Regions from separate parts of the Homo sapiens genome. Here region 2 is linked to region 1. A link is a contact called in ENCODE Hi-C or POLR2A ChIA-PET data. All regions are on one chromosome and are shown on one strand. The core of a region is the stretch at or near the end of the contact, and the rest is flanking DNA. Distances in the headings are between cores, read along the strand shown.

The links. Hi-C counts contacts between places; a loop is a spot of excess contacts on that map. ChIA-PET counts read pairs that join two places held with the same protein, here RNA polymerase II (POLR2A). Pooled maps may share reads with other maps.
Region 2: a pooled map shows a loop between it and region 1 (3-fold over the local background). The contact joins the promoter of CBFB here to the promoter of ZDHHC1 in region 1. A Hi-C loop is called at or near these places in 1 of 168 maps with a recorded cell type or tissue (K562) and 4 of 50 pooled maps. POLR2A ChIA-PET finds 5 or more read pairs at or near these places in 2 of 52 experiments (BJ and activated CD4-positive, alpha-beta T cell).

The regions. Positions count from the first base shown.
Region 1 is chr16:67,413,247-67,420,984 of GRCh38, forward strand. It overlaps ZDHHC1 (zDHHC palmitoyltransferase 1), which reads right to left and starts at 3,231. Exons shown (of 12, transcript NM_001323627.2): 1 at 2,925-3,231. LOC124903702 (a long non-coding RNA gene) reads left to right here and starts at 2,657. Exons shown (of 2, transcript XR_007065093.1): 1 at 2,657-2,897. RefSeq lists a silencer at 2,898-3,287 and enhancers at 3,120-3,777, 7,688-7,738.
Region 2 is chr16:67,024,706-67,032,443 of GRCh38, forward strand. It overlaps CBFB (core-binding factor subunit beta), which reads left to right and starts at 4,444. Exons shown (of 6, transcript NM_022845.3): 1 at 4,444-4,780; 2 at 5,022-5,108. The coding sequence starts at 4,703. RefSeq lists an enhancer at 3,707-3,846 and silencers at 4,407-4,596, 4,687-4,926, 5,177-5,226.

The DNA.
Region 1 (7,738 bases), core at 1,981-4,480:
GAGATTTTCTATCTATGAGTATTCCTAAATGAACTTTCCGTTTCCCCCAGGATCTGCTTTTGAAATAATTTTCACTGAGATTTAACAGATGCCCAGTTGAACTACCTAAAGGGAAGCTAGAAAGAAAACACTTCACGGTACACAGATTTTTACACTGCAAAAAGTCATTTACAAAAGATTCTTTAGGGACAAGTACTTTGTTTATTAAAATTCCCCACAGGTGCCAGAGAAGTCTCTGGCCTTAAAATTCTGAGAAGCAGCTCTAGCTCAACTAACGGATGCGCATCACACAACTACCAAAAATTAAACTGGAACTTCAAGCTGTTCCCAAAGACCTCTCAAGTCACTGATCTCAGATGTGGCTGGGCCCTTGCTTTCTCTCTCATAAACAACAGGTGGAAGTCTGATGCTGGTTGGACCCAGTGGCTCATGCCTGTAATCCCAGAACTTTGGGAAGCCGAGGCGGGCAGATCACCTGAGGTCAGGAATTCGAGACCAGCCTGGCCAACATGGTGAAACCCGTCTCTACTAAAAATACAAAAATTAGCCAGGCATGGACGTGGGTGCCTGTAATCCCAGCTACTCTGGAGGCTGAGGCAGAAGAATCTCTTGAACCCAGGAGGTGGAGTTTGCAGTGAGCCGGGATCATGCCATTGCACTCCAGACTGGGCAACAGAGCGAGACTCCGTCTCAAAAAAAAAAAAAAAAAAAAAAAGTCTGATGCTATGGCAAGAAAAGCTTGAAACTCCAATTATTCCTGAGTTGACATGGTTTGCAAACATTTTCTGTGCCATTCTCCTCCTGAAGCAACCACTGCAAATTGTTTGGGATACAAATGAAGCCAAGGAAAGGGGACAAGTAGGAGGGAGTAACACAGAATAGAAACAAGGCCAGTGAAGAGAGGCCAAGGTTATTGACTTTAACCAGGAAATCAACTCATGACTGCAGGAGCCAGCCTTGGGGAACACCCACCACACAAGAGTCATTAAAAACAACGTTGTGACAGAACAAAGAAAGAAAAACAAAAACAAAACAAAACAATCTGGCTAATTAAGCACCACTGTTGCTTTTACTGCATCTCATGGTGATTATCTGTTTACAAACCCGTCTCCCACAGTGAACCACCAGTTCCACAAAAGCAGAGACCACCCCTCACCCGTGTCTGAACCCAGCTCTCTTTCAGTAAAGGAAGTCAAGCCACTTTTTTACCATCTCTGCTGTCATTACCCCAATCCAAACCTCCAGCATCGCTCTCCTACAGTGTTTGCATGATAATAACCAACACCAGCATTTAGAATGCACTTATTCTGTGCCAGGCACTGTTTCAGTGGAATTCACTCATTCAATCCTCATAGAGCTCTAAGGAAGGTCCTATCATTTCCAACTGTTCTTGTAGATCCCTGTAGTCACTGATTTCAGATGTGACTGGCCTCTCACTTCCTCATAAAAAACATACAGAACACCCACTCCCATCATGAGGACACTGAGGCTCAGAGACACTAAATGAGTTATTTTAGGAGGCACAGCTAGATTGGCAGAACTAGGATGGCCCTCAACTGACTTCCCGGTATGTCTGTCACAACCATGCTGCTCAGCAGCCAGAGTGAAGTGAGCTTTTCAAACGTGAAACTCATCCAAACTCTTCTTTGGGAGGCCAAGGTGGCTGGATCACCTGAGGTCAGGAGTTCAAGACCAGCCTGGCCAACATGTTGAAACCCCGTTTCTACTAAAAATACAAAAATTAGCTGGGTGTGGTGGCAGGCGCCTGTAATCCCAGACTTGGGGGGCTGAGGCAGGAGAATCGCTTGAACCCGGGAGGTGGAGGTTGCAGTGAGCCGAGATTGTGCCATTGCAGTCCAGCCTGGGTGACAGAGCGAGACTCCATCTGGAAAATAAAAATAAAAATAAACAAAAAATAAAAAACTCTTCTGCCGCTTGCAGTGGCTCACACCTGTAATCCCAGCACTTTGGGAGGCTGAGGCAAGAGGATCCCTTGAGACCAGGAGCTCGAGACCAGCCTGGGCAAAATAGTAAGACCTCATCTCTACCAAAACCTTAAAAAATTAGCTGAGCGTGGTGGCGGGTATCTGTAGTCTCAGCTACTTGGGAGGCTGAGGCGGGAGGATCGCTTGAGCCCGGGAGCCGGAGCCTGCGGTGACCCATGTTCACACCACAGCACTCCAGCCTGGGTGACAAAGGGAGACCTTGTCTCAAAAAAATAAAAAATTGGCTGGGAACGGTGGCTCACACCTGTAATCCCAACGCTTTCGGAGGCCGAGGCGGGTGGATCACCTGAGGTCAGGAGTTCGAGAACAGCCTGGCCAACATGGTGAAACCCCGTCCCTACTAAAAATATAAAACTTAGCCGGGCGTGGCGGCGGGCGCCTGTAATCCCAGCTACTCCAGAGGCTGAGGCAGCAGAATGGCTTGAACCCGGGAGGCGGAGGTTGCAATGACCCGAGTCGTGCCACTGCGCTCCATCCAGCCTGGGTGACAAGAGCGAAACTCCGTCTCAAAGAAAAAACTAAAACTCTTCCCATGGTTTCCTTTTAAAACAGACCCTCCATGACCAACCCCTCCATTTCAATACCAGAGAGCCTAACCCGACCTGAAATCACTTTAGTCATGTATGACATCCGCTTCCCAGCCCCCTTCCTTAATGCTCTGGGTTCTGGAGACAGACCACGTCTGTTGGGAGTCCTCTGTGCCCACGCCTGGCACAGAGCCTGGCAAAGAGTAAGCGCTCAAGGAAGATCTGTGAACTTGATGCATGCTAAAAGGAAGCCCCGCGCTCTGCCGGGGCCCTGGAACTCAGGCCACCGGCTCCAGGCGGAAGCGAGCCCAAAGCCGGCCAGGCGGCAGCATCCGCTACCCCGTGGCTCAAGCCAGGCTCCGAGGTGAGAAACCGGGCGGGGACTCCTCACCTGCGCGCCGCGGAGGCCGTGCCAGATGGGCCCTGCCAAAGTCAGCCAGAGGTTCGGGCCCCACGCCTGGCCTTCCACCCTCCCCGGGGCAGCCGCGCCTCAGACCCTCGCGGTAGGGACGGTCCCCGGGACTGGGCGGCAACGCGCCCGGGAGCGGGGCCCCATCCCGGACGGAGACTGGGCCGGTGAGTCCTCGAGCTCTGGCTCTGGCTCCGGCTCCGGCTCCGGCTCCGGCTCCGGCTCCGGCTCCAGCAGGCTGGAGGGGCGGCCAGGCCAGACCCAGACTGGCTGGGCCTCGTCCGGCGCTGGGCCCGTTCCCCTGACAACGGCGCGGGCTACGGCGCCCCACAGCGGCCAAACCGCGCTGCGTCACTCCGCGCCGGTCCCCCGGCCAGGGCGGGGCTTGCCAGGGACCCTCTTGGTGCCCCAGTCGGCCCATTCCCAGATTCTTCCTAACCTTTCGTCTAGAAAATCCGCTTTTCCCTACTCCCGAGTCACAGCTTGTCTCCCCGAAATCCTAACATCTCAAAAGCGCCCCCTTCCAGTTTCTATCCTGAGACCACCGCTCTCAAGAAGAGACCTCCCCCAACCCCAGTCAACCTGCACACTTCAATGAGCGTATGTGCTGGAACATCCATGATATCCCGACCCTTCCGGGAGCTTACAGGTTAAGAGGCAAACAGATCTAGACAAATAAATTACACCACTAAAAATGCAGGTACCCCAGAATATAAAGCGAGAAGCGTAAGAGCTTAAAATAAGCAGCACAAAATATCTCATTTATTTATTGCCTTTAAATCAAGCAAAAATCAAGCCCCAATCTTCCAGGCTGATGGGAAATTCAGTCTTTTTCTATTTTTTAAACTGGTCTCTGTTACCCAGGCTGGAGTGCAGTGGCACGATCACGGCTCTCTGCAGCCTCGAACTCCTGGGCTCAGGCGATCCTCCCGCCTCAGCCTCCAGAGTAGCTAGGACTACAGGCGAACACCACCACGCCCGACTAATTTTCGCATTTTTTTGTAGAGGCGTGGTTTTGCCATGTTGCCCAGGCTGGTTTCGAACTCCTGAACTCAAGCGACCCGCCCACCTCAGCCTCCAAAAGTGCTAGGATTACAGGCGTGAGCCCCTGCCCGGCCGGGAAATTCAGTCTCAGTCTCCACTGTACTCCTTTTAGCTAGGTAATTCCAAAGGACTCATGTTTTCCTATAGCAAAAAACAACAATCAAAAACAAATAAGCAAAAAACTCTCTGGTCAGGGTTTTGTCTGGTACTGAGGCCACAACCATTGCTCCAGTCCACAAAGATTTTCAGGTTTGGGCTCTATGAGGCCATCCCTGCCTGAGGCCCCTGCCTCTCCCTGGGGCTGCCAGGGACAGACACCTGCTTCCTCTGCTCCATGGCCTGCAGCCTCCCTTCCCTTTCTCTACCTGGGAGACTTCCCTGCTAACTTGGTTTCCCTAAAAGTCCCCTCTCCTCTTCTCCTTGTGGACACTCAGAATGGAATCTTCTATGAGCTCAGGCTTTCTCAAAAGACAGGAAGACACTTTGTCTTCTGCTATCTGTCCTGTGCGCATCTCCAAGGCAGATATGACAGATAGGGAAAGAAAACATCCTTATCTCTAAAATGTATAAGTCACAAGCATACTTATTGTATGTTTTATTAGGCAACATAACTACTCCTTCTCTGTCACATGACAGGTGTGTGGGTCCTTGTGCAAGTGACATAACCTATTACTTAAATTCTTGTTTTCAAGACTGATAAACTCAAACTCAATGTGAGATAAATATCAATGCTATTCTGGCTTCAGAGTACAAGCTGACTACTTAACTCTTATCTGGAATTGGAAAACTTCGGGTCAAACAGAGATCATGACCCAGAAATCAAGGTGAAGGATGAGGCTGGATGCAGTGGCTCACACCTGTAATCCCAGCACTTTAAGGAGGCTGAGGCAGGAAAATCACTTGAAGCCAGGAGTTTGAGACCAGCCTGGGATACATAGAGAGACTCCCATCTCTACAAAAGATGAAAAAAAATAGCTGGGCCTGGTGGCCTGTGCCTATAGTCCCAGCTACTCACGAGGCTGGGGCAGGAGAAAAGAATCACTTGAGTTCGGGAGTTCAAGATTGCAGTGAATTACGATCATGCCACTGCACTCCAGCCTGGGTGAAAGTAAGATCTTATCTCTCAGCTGGTCTCAGTGGCTCACACCTGTAATCCCAACACTTTGGGAGGCCAAGGCAGGTGGATCATGAGGTCAGGAGATCGAGACCATCCTGGCTAACACGGTGAAACCCCATCTCCACTAAAAGTACAAAGTAAGCCAGGCGTGATGGCATGTGCCTGTAGTCCCAGCTACTCGGGAGGCTGAGGCAAGAGAATGGCTTGAACCCAGGAGGCAGAGGTTGCAGTGACCCGAGATCGCACCACTCTACTCCAGCCTGAGTGACAGAGTGAGACTCTGTCACACACAAAAAAAATCTTATCTCTCTCTCTCTCTCTTTTTTTTTTTTTTTTGAGACGGAGTCTCGCTCTGTCTCCCAGGCTGGAGTGCAGTGGTGCGATCTCAGTTGACTGCAGCTTCCACCTCCCGGGTTCAGGCGATTCCCCTGCCTCAACCTCCCGAGTAGCTGGGATTACAGTTGCCTGCCACCATGGGATTGCAGGCATGAGCCACTGTGCCCGGTCAGATTTTATCTCTTTAAAAAATAATAATAAATAAATAAATATTTTAAAAAACAAGGTGGGACTGGGCATGGTGGCTCACACCTGTAATCTGAGCACTTTGGGAGGCCGAGGCAGGCAGATCACTAGAGGTCAGGAGTTTGAGACCAGCCTGGGCAACATGACGAAACCCTGTCTCTACCAAAAATACAAAAATTGGCCGGGCATGGTGGTCTGCGCCTGTAATCCCAGCTACTCGGGAGGCTGAGATGGGAGGATCGCTTGAACCCAGGAGGCAGAGGTTGCAGTGAGCCGAGATTGTGCCATTGCACTCCTTACAGGCGACAGAACAAGACTCTGTCTTTAAATAAATAAATAAATGCAAATACAAATAAAAATTAAAAAACAAAGTGAAAGATGAATCCATATATTCCCATAATAAGGGGAGGGACCCAAAAGACCCTGGATCCACTTGACTCAGGGGCTTCTCTCCTGGATGTCCCATTGGTGTCTGGGATGTAACACATCCCCACATGTCCTCTTTGTCCTTGCCACAAATCTGCTCCTCCCCTTGGGCCCTCTGAAGGGCACCACCATCTACCCAGTAAGCCCATCTGTACACTTAGGCATCTTCCCATGTCTCTCCTGCTAGTCCTTGCCCACCTAAACCAGATAGTGCCTGTGACCAGGCTGCCCTCACTCTGAAACACATTCTGTGTCCATTCTTCCTGCTCCACCCCAGCCCAGACCACCAGCATCTTCCTTGCTGAGCCTGCAGCAGCCTCCAGTTCTCCCTAACATCAGCCTGCCCACTTCCGGCCCATCCTCCTCTCAGTTGCCAGACTATCCTTCCTTCTCTTTGTTAGAGGAGGTAGTAGTCTGAATGATAGCGCCACAATGATGTCATCGCCCTAATCCCTGGAATCTTTGAATGTGTTATGTGATACATCAAAGGGGATTTTGCAGATGAGATGAAGTTAAGATCTCAAGATGGAAGAGATTATCCCAGGTTATCTGAGTGAGCTCAATGTAGTCACAAAGGTCCTTATAAGAGGGAGGCAGGAGGGTCACATGGGAGAAGGACCACGTAACGACAGAGGTCAGAGAGATTTGAAGGTGCTACACTGTGGGCTTTGAAGATGGAGGAAGGGGCCTGAGCCAAGGAATGCAGGCAGCCTCTAGATGCTGGAAAAGGCTAGGGGGCAGACCCTCCTCTAGAGGCTCCAGAAGGAATCAGCCTGCTGTTACCTCGACTCTAGCCCAGGGGGACCCATTTCCAACTTCTGACCTCAAGAACTGTCAAGATGACACAATTGGCAGTGATTTGTTTCAGCAGCAATAGGAAATGGATACAGTGGTTTGCAAACAGGGTTAAGTGCACATATATATGCCCAGTGAAAGCTGTTTTCAATTGAAACAAAAATCCAAGAGACAGCTCAGATTCCTTTGACATCTTTTATTTTTTAAGCGGGCGGGAGGGGGGTGGTTGGGGGGGCAGGGGATGAGTTCTCTCTCTGTCACACAGCCTAGAGCAGAGTGCCGTGATCTTGGCTCACTGCAGCCTCCGTCTCCTGGGCTCAAACGATCCTCCCACCTCAGCCTCCTGAGTAGCTCGGACTACAGGCATACACCATCACACCTTGCTCGGGGTTTTTTTTGTTTTTTTTTTTTTTTTGTACTTTTGATACAGACAGGGTCTTGCTATGTTGCCCAGGCTGATCTCAAACTCCTGAGCTCAAGCCATCCACCCACCTCAGCCTCCCAAAATGCTGGGATTACAGGCATGAGCCATGGCGCCTGGCCTCCCTTGACATCTTTTTGCATGACTCCAAGCCAGGTTCTGTGAGAAGATGATTCTCTCACCCCAAATCTGCTTTTGAAAAGCACAGGCAGTTTGATCATGCTTTTTTTTTTTTTTTGAGACGGAGTCACCCAGGCTGGAGTGCAGTGGCGCAATCTTGGCTCACTGCAACCTCCACTTCCCAGGTTCAAGCAATTCTCCTGCCTCGGCCTCCTGAGTAGCTGGGATTACAGGCCTGTACCACCACACCCAGCTAATTTTTGTATTTTTAGTAGAGTTGGGGTTTCACCAGGTTGACCAGGCTGGTCTCGAACTCCTGACCTCAAGTTGATCATGCTCTTTCTGAGTCTG
Region 2 (7,738 bases), core at 3,194-5,693, 390 kb before region 1:
AAGGATGAAATCATCTGGTTCCTTTTAAGCAAACGGGTTTATTGATCCCAACACTAAAGAAATGCTATTCTGGGGAAACTTGCTCCTCTCTGCTTTCCTTTCCCTATGGGATGGCTGAGCTGGGGGAGGGTGGCTAGAGGGCTCAGAAGGGGGAGATGCCCCTGGGAGGGAGGGGAGATTCTCTGGGCCCAAGGGTGGATTTTACGGTATATAAATTATATCTCAAAAAGAAAAAAATTCTTTAGGGCCCAGGAAACTGCCACACTTGGGCAGATGACACCCTCATCCTGAATTAAGGCCCATTGCCTTCTAAAAACTAGAAGCTGAGTGGAGCCAGGGTTTTAGGCAATGTGCCAGCCACTAATTTTCCTTGTCTCCCACTCCTCTCAAGTCTCATTTGTGGCTCCAGATCCTATTTCAGCTTCAAGATGGTACAATATTTTCTCAGTAACTGAAGGGAAACTATTTCCTTAGAAAAAATGCATCAGAGGCTCAGAGACTTCCTCTGTGAGGAGAGGCAAAGGTGGGTGGCTGCTGACACCAGACCTGGATAAAACCATCCTTTCTGCTGGGCCTGCAGAGGCAGGACATCTAGACTTTGACCTTCCAAGCCAAGAAGGGACAAACAGGCTCAGAGATAGGAATGCACAGTCCTCAAGGGCAGACCCACATCCTGCCACAAGGCCCAAAATAGAACCCCTTTCTTCAACCTGTGGGGACCCTTCTAGAACATGGTGGGGTGCTCCCAGAGGAATAACCCCAGACATAGCCTTCTATGAGTTTGCAGTTCAGTGAGGGCAGCAGGCAGGACTTTTGGTATCTCCACTAGGTCTCAGAGTAGAATGATTAAAATCACCACCCTGGGGTCACTTAACCCCTGTGAATCTCCGTTGGCCCATCTGTAGAATAGGATCAATAATACTAAACTTACAGGGTTGTGGTGAGGAAGGAATGAAGATGATGTATCCCAATGCTTAGCTAGTTTCTTTAGAGTCGGGGGAGGGTCTCACTCTGTTGCCTAGGATGGCCTCAAACTCCTGGCCTCAAGTGATCCTCCCACTTCCACTTCCCAAACTACTGAGATTACAGGTGTGCACCACCATGCCCAGCCCCCATTTTGTTATTTCAAATGGATCAGGGTCTCGTCACTGTCCTTTTTTACTTTTACTTTTTTTTTTTTTTTTTTGAGGCAGAGTCTTGCTCTGTCACCCAGGCTGGAGTGCAGTGGTGCAATCTCGGCTCACTGAAACCTCTGCCTCCCGGGTTCAAGTGATTCTCCTGTCTCAGCCTCCAGAGTGGCTGGGATTACAGGCACACGCTGCCACGCACAGCTAATTTTTTGTATTTCCGTGGAGACCGGGTTTCACTGTGTTGCCCAGGCTGGTCTCGAGCTCCTGAGCTCAGGCAATCCACCCGCCTCAGCCTCCCAAAGTGCTAGGATTACAGACGTGAACCATCGCTCCTGGCCTTATTTACTTTTTCAAAGTCTGTTTCCTCATCTCTCAGGAGACAGAAGACCTGACTTAGAAGATGGTTGTGTGGGCCGGGCGCGGTGGCTCACGCCTGTAATCCCAGCACTTTGGGAGGCCAAGGCGGGCAGATTGCCTGAGGTTGGGAGTTCGAGACTAGCCTGCCCTTCTCTACTAAAAATACAAAAATTAGCTGGGCGTGGTGGCAGGCGCCTGTAATCCCAGCTACTCAGGAAGCTGAGGCAGGAGAATCGGTTAAACCCGGGAGGCAGAGGTTGCAGTGAGCCGAGATTGCACCATTGCACTCCAGCCTGGGCAACAGAGTGAGACTCCGTCTCAAAAAAAAAAAAGAAAGTGGTTGTGTGAATTAACTGTGATAAGGTGCATGAAGGCACCCTGAACAGAGCTTCACAGTTGCACTAGGCAAGTGAGGGTTCCTGCGCTCTCCTCAGCTTCATTGTGTATTATCTACTTACCCACCCAAGATCAGCTTTAGGAGCCTGCAGGAGCAGCCACCCACCTAGGAAGTTAGGGAGATACTCAAGAGGAGGCCCTTGGTTGGCTTGAATCCTTACGAAAGGAAGATTCCAGATGACCGGACTTCAGATAATTCAGTCAGGTTTTGGGACGGTGGGGGCAGATGTTTCTTGGCACAGAAAAGACACCTCTAAGCCTCCATGAGTGGGCCTTAGTAGAGCTGGATCTTAGCAAACCCCCTTAGCAAACACCCATAGCATGGTGTCTGGGCCAACCCATACCCAACTCAACAGCTGCCAAAGCTGTTAGGAGCACAGACTTAAGTGTACCTTACATGGGTGAAAATTTCCTTTATAAATTTCCTTTAATTCTGTTTTTTTAAATAAGTGAAAAAAAATTAACAACCAAAAAGGCATATAGAGGTCAGCCGAGGAGATGGCCTCCTTCAGCCTGTGGCTTATTTCCCGGTCATCCTGGCTGTTGGATGCCAGACTACGACGAGTGTGGGTTACCCTGTGGCCTGGAGTTGCCCAAGGCTGTCTGTGGGGCTGCTGTTCTGGGTCTGCTTGGCAGGCTTTGCTGTCCCTTTCCCTTAGGACATCGTTCCTCCCCTCCTTGAGGCTGACAATGAGAGCGCCCTGCCCTGCTCTGCACTCCCACCCCTCCAGGTCTAGCTCCCTTGACCCTGACCTTTTCCTTGCCTAAGCTCATGGCCATCAAGGCCATTCTAGAGATCTTTCAATTTTTATTTATTCCACATTTCCCATGGCAGAAACAATTATTGCTAGAGTCTTTGGCCAAGATCAACTTGGAGGTCTGTGAGCCCTCCTTGGACCCATTGTGGAGCAAGAGTGCTTCCTCATGGATTTTTTTTCCCCCCGAGACGGAGTTATGCTCTTGTTCCCCAGGCTGGGGTGCAATGGCACGATCTTGGCTCACCGCAACCTCTGCCTCCCAGGTTCAACCAATTCTCCTGCCTCAGCTTCCGAGTAGCTGTTTGAGACGGAGTCTTGCTCTGTGGCCCAGGCTGCAGTGCAGTGGCACCGTCTTGGCTCACTACAACCTCCGCCTCCCAGGTTCAAGCGATTCTCCTGCCTCAGCCTCCCGAGTAGCTGAGACTACAGGCGTGTGCCACCACACCCCGCTAATTTTTGTACTTTAGTAGAGATGGGGTTTTGCCATGTTGACCAGACCGGCCTCGAGCTCCTGATCTCAGGTGATCAGCCTGCCTCGGCCTCCCAAAGTGCTGGGATTAGGCCAGGCGCAGTGGCTCATGCCTGTAATCCCAGTACTTTGGGAGGCCGAGGCGGGCAGATCACCTGAGGTCAGGAGTTCGAGACCAGCCTGACCAACATGGCGAAACCCCGTCTCTACTAAAAATACAAAAAAATTAGCTGGGCGTGGTGGTGGGTGCCTGTAATTCCAAATACTCGGGAGACAGAGGCAGAAGAATCACTTGAACCCAGGAGGCGGAGGTTGCAGTGAGCCGAGATCGCGCCATTGCACTCCAGCCTGGGCGACAGAGCGAGGCTCTGTTTAAAAAAAAAAAAAAAAAAAAAAAAAAAAGAGGGCTGGGATTACGGGTATGAGCTACAGTGCCCGGCCACAGGACTAACTTTGAATCAAACTCTGCCATAAATCCCATGTCAGACTTTCTCCAGTTTGGGCTAAACAACTTCCCTAGAATTTATGGATCTTATTTTTTGCAGCTGATTGCACATTGAGTAAGTATATGGACTGGCAATCGGTTACATTCTTAACTCAGCTTGTTCTTCTTTAGAAACTTAAATTTATTGGGCTCCCACTGTGTGCTAGACCCACATAAAGGTTCTCACGCTAACACTGCAAACCTAGGAGTGTCTGCATTTTGGAAATAAGGAAACTGAGGTTTAGTGGTCCAATTCTTATCTAAGGCCCCAGCCAGCAGGTAGTGTAGCTGAGTGGGATCCCATCTAAGACCCATCTGACTCCAAAAGCCACGACCTTTCCACCATGACTCGGTTGGATTCTTTGGTCCGTTTCCACCTCAGTCTTCAACGTGCAGAGCCTACACCCCTGCCGGTCGGTTTAGGGACGAAAAGTCCCCAAGGACTTAGGTTTCCTCGCGTTCAAGTGACAATCTGGGGTTACTCCGCGCACCTGGGGAACCCAGAAGTTCCAGATGACCGAGGAAGGGCGGTAGAAAAGGCCTGCGCTGGCTACTCCCGTCTGCTAAAGGCCAGGCGGATCCCCCAACGACAGCTCCACGCCGAGTGGCCGCGGGCGAGCAGGGGGAAAAGGGCCCTGATGCGGAAGGAGCCCCGGGGCGCCACAGCCAGGCCGCTCCGCCAGCGGGCGGGTGGCGCATGCGCGGCGTGGGCCGCGGAGTTGTGAATGGTGCGTCTTGTTTGCCGGAGTTGGAGGCGGGCGGGCGCGCGAGGAGGAGGGGTGGGGCCGGCGGGGGCGGGGTGGGCGGTGAGAGGAAGTGGCGGCGGCGGCGGCGGCGGCGGCCGGGGGCGGTGAGCGCTGGGGCTGCGCGGGCGGCAGGCAACGGCTGAGGCGGCGGCGGCGGCGGCGGCGGCGTGGGTTGGGCTCGAGCGGGCGGCGGCGCCTCAGACTCCCCGGAACGGGAGCCCACGCGGGCGGGCGCCTGAAACAAAGGGAAGCGGGCGTCCGGGCGCCGCGGGTGGGCGGTCAGTCGGTCAGCGCGGAGCCAGCCAGCGGGTGCCCGCGCAAGCCCCGAGCGCGGCCGGCCGGCGCGGCCTCAGGGCGGGAAGATGCCGCGCGTCGTGCCCGACCAGAGAAGCAAGTTCGAGAACGAGGAGTTTTTTAGGAAGCTGAGCCGCGAGTGTGAGGTGAGGCAGGCGGGCGGGCGGCTAGGAGGCCGCAGCGCGCCCCGAGTGGGCCCGGGCGGAGAAAAGTTTGGGCGGCACGGTCCCCGGGAGTCCCGGTCGGTGCGCCCGCGGAGGGGCAATCTCGCCGGGGCGGCCATCGCCCGCAGCCTCTGCTTGCCCTTATCGGCGCTGCGCTGGGAGGGCGGGCGCGCGGGCGGCGCCGCGGATTTGGCTCCTGATTTCGGGCCGTCTTGCCTTGCAGATTAAGTACACGGGCTTCAGGGACCGGCCCCACGAGGAACGCCAGGCACGCTTCCAGAACGCCTGCCGCGACGGCCGCTCGGAAATCGTAAGTCGGCTGGCCCGGGGCGCGCGCGGGTCACTTGTTGCGCGGGGCCGCGGCGGCCCAGGCCGGTTCCGGACGGCGGCGCGGCTGCTGCGGCTCCCGGAACTGAGTGGGCGCCGTCTCACTTCCTACTCGGGATTCAAAATGCGAAACCAGATGCCGCGGGCCGGTACTCGCGGGGAGACGCTTTTCCTGGGGCTCGCCGCGGTGGCGCGTGTCGGCCAACGGAGCACCGCGAGTGGAGCTCGAACCCGAGCCAGACTAAACAAGCGAAGGGCATTGTTTAGGCGGCGACACCGAAGAAGGGTTCAGGGTATTTGTAGCAAGCAAACCCCCATTCGGAAAAAGAAGTGGAGCTTCATTCAAGGTCGGCGATAGTTTGTTTCTTAGAAGGTAGATCTGTCGGTAATTCTCTGTGTCAAGCGGTCTCACTACCAGATCGCCGAGTAGAAATCTTTCCTCCAGTTATTTATTCTAATAGAGAGGGGAGGGGGGGGAAAAGGCCCTAAAAATGTCATTTTCTTAGAATGTTAAGCTTCAGGAGAATCAGAAAGAAACCATTATCCCCATGTCCTGAGTAGGGCTGCTGTTCCTAAAAACTGCACAGATGGGCAAAACCCACGGTTGATCTCGAGGTCCTTGTTTTAGGAGGCAGATTTAGTGCGTCTTCACCAGACCTTGGGTTGAAAAAAAAAATCCAAGGGTCCTAGTTCCTCTCATCTTTTTGGTTTGCCTTGTTGGAGGTGCTGATGAGGAGGGAGTGGTAGGAAGAAACCAAGAAAAGAGGTTGATTATTACTATTTTTTTGAGGTAGAGTCTTGCTCTGTTGCCCAGGCTGGAGTACAGTGGCTCGATCTCGGGTCACTGCAACCTTCGCCTCCTGGGTTCAAGCGATTTTCCTGCCTCAGCCTCCTGAGTAGCTAGGATTACAGGTGCCTGCCACCACGCCCGGCTAATTTTTGCATTTTTAGTAGAGACGGGGTTTCACCTTGTTGGCCAAGCTGGCCTCCTGACCTCAAGTGATCCGCCCTCCTCGACCTCCCAGAGTGCTGGGATTACAGGCGTGAGCCACTGCGTCTGGCCTGATTATTTTTTAAAAAGTTGAAGCACTGTCTAATGGAATGCTGTTACTCTCTGCTCGGTGACTTGGACTCACTGCATTGTTAGAGGCTTGAAGCTAGGTGCGATTTGAATTTGGGTTAACAGTAGGAAGACATTGGAAATTTACTTCTCCCACCCCCTTTATAAAACCAGTTTATTTTTATTCAGATATAATTCATATGTCATAAAATTCTCCCTTTACATCACTGAACTCAAATTTATTTTTAAAGAATATTTTGATATTTTAAGTGAAAGCTTTTTAGAGTTGTAATAGTGAGAAGATACTGGTTAAATTTATCAGGAGCTCCTGAATATTTGGTCATTAGTGCATGTTATGAAAGAGAGTCTCAAGCTTTTAGCCCACTTGCAAATTTCTTGAGTAATTGTAGTATTTATATGATTGAAGTGCATAAGACATACTTTTAGGTTTTGGCACTGAGTGGTATAATAAAAGAATTCATTAGCTGGTGCGATGATCGTGTCATCCTTTGCCTGGGTTACCTTTTGCAAAGGGAAGGTGGTATACCTGACGATAGAATTTCCTGGAGGTAAAGGATGCAAGTATAAAAGATAAGTTACAAAGTACTTGTACTCTCACTGTTTGCTTTTTTGTTTTGAGACGGAGTCTCGCTCTGTTACCCAGGCTGGAAGCACAGCAGCATGATCTTGGCTCGCTGCAACCTTCGCCTCCTGGGTTAAAGCGATTCTCCTGCCTCAGCCTCCTGAGTAGCTGGGATTACAGGCACACACCACCACGCCCGGCTAATTTTTTTGTATTTTTAGTAGAGACGGGGTTTCACCATCTTGGCCAGGCTTGTTTTGAACTCCTGACCTTAAGTAATCCTCCCACCTCGGCCTTCCAAAGTGCTGGGATTACAGGTGTGAGCCACCGCGTCTGGTCTTGTTTCGTTTTTTTTTTTTAAGAGAGAGGTCTTGCTGTGTGGCCTAGGCTGGGGTGCAGTGGCTGTTCACAGGCACAATCATGAGGCACTACAGCCTCAAACTTCTGGGCTCAAGCGATCCTCTTGCCTCAGCCTCCCAATAGCTGGGACTACAGGCTCGGCGTCACCATACGCAGCCCCATGTGTTGTATTATCATCACTATCTTTGAAAGCTGAATTTTTTTGGAAATTTGGTGAATCATAGCTAGTAGGGTGTTTTCTGTCATCTCAGACTTTGCTGAATGGAATTATGAATTCAACCCATAGGATATCTGAAATGCTGTAATATTATAGTAGTAGTACAGGTGGTTAGTGTTTGTCATGAATTTATTTCCAGGATGAATTAGACATTCTAGACCTTCCCCGCTTCCAAATAATCTGATCCTCACCTGAGCCCGGGAGGTCGAGGCTGCAGTTAGCCATGATCGTACCACTGCACTCCAGCCTGGGTGACAGAGTGAGACCCGGTCTCCAAAAATAAAACAAGTATCTGATTCGACACATTTTACAAGTTTTAAATTTCTGAGAAGTATTAAAGGTTAAAGAAGGTAGATTGAATGCTGTGTGAGGTTTGCACTTAAGACGGCTCAT